Regions from separate parts of the Homo sapiens genome. Here region 2 is linked to region 1. Evidence: read pairs that join two places in POLR2A ChIA-PET (ENCODE). Cell type or tissue: MCF 10A. All regions are shown on one strand. Region 1 overlaps RAPGEF1 (Rap guanine nucleotide exchange factor 1). Region 2 overlaps RAPGEF1 (Rap guanine nucleotide exchange factor 1).

Region 1 (2,500 bases):
AAGAAAGGAAGAAAAAGATCTTTCCTGCTTTCTTGCTAAGGCAACACAGAGCCCATCCCTAATCCTTTTTCCATGCCAGGACTATAATAGAGAGAAGGTGTCACCGAAAACTAGTGCCTTTTCTAAGTATTTTACTTGTGAGAAAAAAAACTGGTGCCTGGCCAGCTTCAGGCAGCTTTGCCTTTTAATGAATTGGCCACACGCTCGCATATGAGGTCATCAGCCTCCAGCATCGTTTCGACTCCGGGGCCCAGTGGCTTTCAGGGGTGTGTTTCCAAAGGAGCTGGTTACTGATTCCACCTTTTCCCTGCCTGTCCTGCCACACTCTGGCCAGTGCACCCCTCTCTCCATCCTGGCTTATGGATCAAGTCTCAGCTCACTGGGCTTTGCATGCCTGGTGTCACAAAGCACTCAGCTAAGGAACTCTGCAGATTTGGTGAGGCTGTACCCTGCAGAGCTGTGGGATTGCATGGTTAGGGCCTGTCTCGTCCAGGATACACCTCAGTATTTCAGAAAACACGAACTGATTGTGATATCAGCCATACCCACGCCACCTCTTGCCAGCTGTGTTATTAGGCACGTGGTCTCCCCTCCCAGCCTCAGTATTTTCATCAGTAATAAGAACAGTAAGGCACTGTGTGTACGTTAATTGAGATGATCCGTGCAACACTTACATCTGCCTAGCAGGAAGCATGAGGTAGGAATAGTTGTTCTCGTCCTCATGAGGCAGTCCCTGCTGTGTTTCGACTGGCTATGTGACCAGGGCTGACATTGGGGGCCAGGCACCCCTCTCCTAACTGGCACCCCTAGATCTTGTGCAGAAGTTTGCAAGTCTCAGACAGGCAGCCCTTCCCGTTCTAAAATCCTCAGCCCAAACAGTCTTATTCTGGCTATAAATAAAAGTTCCTGCTGCACAGAGAGCAGCAGCTCGTCAGAAGCAAACCCGGGCACGAGCCAGATCCTAAAATAAACTCCAGGCTGTGATGAGGCGGCGTTTCTGTGGAATGGCCCGCCCTGCCTTTCTCTCTGCCCCTGTGGGTAAGCGTGATCATAAGGGGCTGGAAGTATTGCTCTGGGGAATCGGTAGAGATGGGGGCCTGTTGTAAATGGTGTGACCATGAGCCCTGATGCAGCTCCTGGCATCTGCAGAGCCCAAGGGGCACAGCAAGGGCTTCATGGTGATCAGAAGGTTTTCCCTGTGTCTCCCTGCCCCGTGAAGGTACCTTTCCAGTTTGGCTCTTGTCCCAGCACGACTGCATAGCTTGAATACCAGAACGTGAGCTCACAGCTGCAGAGGCAGAGGCAGAGCAGGCCAGGCCCCTTTGTCCAAGAGAGGCCGACTCTCCTTGCTTTCTCCTTGCTAGCTGCCCCCTCCTTGGCAGCCCACACCCCTGGTCATTTCCCTGAGCCTCCCTCCCCAGTGTCTGGACCTGAACCCATGCAGTGGGTGAAGTTCGTCTCTTACCCATCCACACTCAAAACTGAGACGCTTCTGTGAGTCAGGTAATATTCTAGACACCTTAATTAATACAGTGCCTAGACTATGTATTAGGTGCCTACTAAAATACGTATCAGCAAATATGTATTAGGCCCCTACTGAATGCCCCAGTACTGTTATTTAGGGCAGTTCCTGGATTGTTGGGAGGGCAGGAGAGGACGGCTGCTGCTGGCCGAGAGGTCGTCCGCACCAGCACCATGCGGAGGACTTGCACGCAGCGCTCTGCGTCTCGCGGAACGTCGCAGAAACCTTATGGGGGAGGGGCTATTGTTTTCATCCCCGTTTTAAAGATGAACAGCTTGAGCTGAGGCTCAAGAACTTCAGTCACTTGTACTAGGGCACACAAGCGGAGATGCCATGAGGGGCAACTGGAGACCTTGCAGTCAGCCGCTGCCCTGTGCCGTCTCCCGGAAGAGGCACCATGCTGTGGGAGTCTGCCCCTCACCTTGTTGAATTAAAACCGGCTAAACACACTATATGATTGGTTAGGAAGACACTTCTCCAACTTGGTACATTTTGTGATGACACAAAAGCCATTTGTGTATGTGTAAATCAGGTGCTCAGTTATTGCAGGGCACGTGGAAGCACAAAGTGACTTTACACGGGGGCGCCGATGAGGCTATTTCAAGACTCCAGAAGGAGTCAGCGCGGAACATGACTCCTTAAACTAGGCAGCAGCAAGGCAAGGTGAGGGGGATCTGTTTAGCAAATCTCGTGGCAGTGTCTGGGCATTGGGAATGAACATCTGGCAGATCTGAGAATTGGGGCTACAAAAGATTGAGCCACTCCCTGAAACAGTCATACAAGGGTTCCCTGAAGGCAGCCCCCCCAGCAGCACGCCGTCCCACCCCTCAGCCAGTGCATCCTGCTTGCTGTCTTCTCTGTGGACTTTCCCAGCCAGTAAGGGAGGCTTGCTGTGTGCAGGCATCCTCCAGAGATCGATGGAAAACCCAGAAAGCCAAGCCCTTCACCCCACTGCCATCCCAGGAAGGCCCAGAGCGA
Region 2 (2,500 bases), 120 kb before region 1:
TGTAAATCGAAAAGAAATTTATAATGACTGCATTTCATGGTCACATTTTTGTCATGATATATTTTCTCAGAACAGATACTAAGAGTACAGGCCCTATGATGTAGGGCTACTCATTTTTGTGGCCTGAGAAAGAGGTCCTCTTAGATTGGCAGTCATTGTATTTCGATCAATTTTAAACTCGTCAAATTTGTACTTCCTTTTTCCTCCATAGTTAGGAATTTTTGTCGTCAAAGTATACTCAGTCAAGCAATGAGACATTTTGATGGCACCTGCTCTGCCTCCTTTCACTCACCCGTTTTAACACTTACTGAGTGCCTCCTTGTTGGCAAACACCAAGTGATGCCTCGTGGCAGGGAGCCAGCAGGAACCTGTCCCTGGAGGCCACAGTCCAGGGGTAGAATCAGAACGATCTTGAACATCTCTGCAATTTCCTGTGGTTTTCAGAATGCATTTATAGACTACCTCATTTCATTTCATCCTCACAACAGCCCAGGGGGTGAGGGCAGGGCGGAGTATCCCTCTTTTGCCCCTCAGGGCAGCTAAGGCCCAGGGAAATTTGGTTGTTTGCCCAAGGTCATGCCCTGGAGAAGTGGAATGGGGAACCGGCCCCCTTTCTTGCCTTTATAGAGCACTGGTTAGAGCCTCCCTGGTTGCTGGGGACACAGCTTTCCATCTTAATTCTTCAGGCTTCTCAATCTCTTTTCTGATCTTTGAAAAAAAAGATCTACCAATGAAATTAAGGGAGGCTCACTACAGTCTTTAGACTGCGTCTGATACTCGTAATACTAGTCACATTAACAGTGCTGTAGAGAGATAAGAAATAGCACTAATGCCAGCTAAGTGTGTTTTTAGAAAAATCAACCACAGCAACCCCAAATGTTTCCTGGTCTCCAGAGCAGCTGTTGGCAGAGGCGGTTTGAATGGGATTCCTTGTAGCCAAGAGACCTTATAGGAGGTCTGTAGAGATGAGTCATGTGTGAGCTTGCAGAAAAATGTCTCCCAAAGTAGCCCGGATTGGAGATTGCCTTGAGTGCCAGGCTGGGTCTTACCTCAGGCCAGCTGAGCGTGTTCCCCATGGCCAGGATAAGATCACGCTCTGGAAAGAGGAGAGGCCTGACAACCCACCGCCTGCCCCACCCCGCGGCCGCCTCGCCGCCGGGACAGGTGTTCCTCTGACTCGTCACCCGTCTTGCCCCAAAGGCTGTTTTATGAGTAAATAAATAAAACCCACCGTTTGTGAATTATTAAGGGATCTGTCATCCAGCAGGCCAGTCATCTTAGTTTCTGGTCATCTGTTTGAGAACATCTTAGTTGTGTCCTTGGGTGATTCTTACCCTTTCCTGGGGCTTATTTTCCCCATCAGTGCCAGGAAGGAGTGGGACTCAAAAGGAGCGCTCCTCTGTTTGTGTTTTTAAGCTGTAGCCACTGCCCCCGCCAACCCCGCACCACCCCCCCCCCCGCCCCCGCCCCGGCTTTTTTAAATTTTAAGTTCTGGAATACATGTGCTGAACGTTCAGGTTTGTTACATAGGTATACATGTGCCGTGGCGGTTTGCTGCACCTATCAACCCGTCATCTAGGTTTGAAGCCCCGCATGCGTGACTGCAGGCCCTTTTTTATACATAAGAAGGCCATTAGGTAACCACTAATGGGGAAGCCTCTTTGAATGCAGTCCTTCCTGCTTAGCTGTGGCCGAGGCTCCTCCTTGGACCCTCCACCCCAAACACAATGTGAAAACCCACTTCCTCGATGCTCTCACAGCTGCCTCTACCAAAATCAACTTCCTCTGGGCTCTTTGTGCCTTCTCTTCCTCTAACATATAGTAAATTCCATGGAAATGCCCCAGATCAATGCTTGAGTAGAATGATGTTTCACTCATTCAAAATCAAAGCCCCAGTTTCCTTTCTGCAAGTTAAAAAATCAACAAGTGAAATGTTAAACAGATGATTAGCTCCGTGAGGGAGTGTGTCTACCACTGCGGTGCCATTACGGTGCCTTGAACGCAATAGGTGCTCAGTAAATACTTACTAAAAGAATGAGTGAATTTAGTTAATATTATCATAGAATGAATTTTAGTTTCTGGTTCCAAGTCTCAAATTATCTTTAGACGTAGCTTATTGTGGTTTCAAATTGCCAATTAGGATGTTTCTTGGTACATTAGTAGGACCAATATCTGATCAGTGGTGTGCAGTTAGTTGGGGGTTCTGTGTTTTCCTGTAGTCCTCTGAACACTAATGATGAGGTTAGGATCAAATTCCCAGAACACCACTGGGAGAACGCCAGGACACCGTGAAGGCTGAGCCGCCACTCGGTTCTGATGCCGCATCCATTGGTCAGTGCACGTTCTTTGAGCTTCCACTTGAGTGCACGTTCTTTGAGCTTCCACTTGAGTGCATGTTCTTTGAGCTTCCACTTGTAGTGACTGCCTGGTTCTTTGGGATGTGCAGGAGCAAAGCGCTCTTAGGTAATGCTCGTTCTGCCCTGTGTTTACAAACCAAGGC

The links. Peaks named below come from ENCODE experiments on the same cell type or tissue, not always from the same donor. Only the 100,000 strongest peaks of a DNase experiment are listed, where the experiment ranks them.
Region 2: POLR2A ChIA-PET joins it to region 1 with 41 read pairs; 13 of 35 experiments call an interaction of 5 or more read pairs at or near these places.

The regions. Positions count from the first base shown.
Region 1 is chr9:131,607,410-131,609,909 of GRCh38, reverse strand. The region is part of intron 12 of RAPGEF1 (Rap guanine nucleotide exchange factor 1); the gene reads left to right. Among named protein-coding and RNA genes, the nearest start is that of PRRT1B, 63 kb to the right of the region's middle. In MCF 10A, no CTCF peak of the experiment used is centred here; a DNase peak (open chromatin) is centred at 1,249.
Region 2 is chr9:131,732,325-131,734,824 of GRCh38, reverse strand. All of the region lies in intron 1 of RAPGEF1 (Rap guanine nucleotide exchange factor 1), which reads left to right. Among named protein-coding and RNA genes, the nearest start is that of RAPGEF1, 6.5 kb to the left of the region's middle. RefSeq lists silencers at 949-1,243, 1,620-1,669. In MCF 10A, no CTCF peak of the experiment used is centred here; DNase peaks (open chromatin) are centred at 354 and 1,004.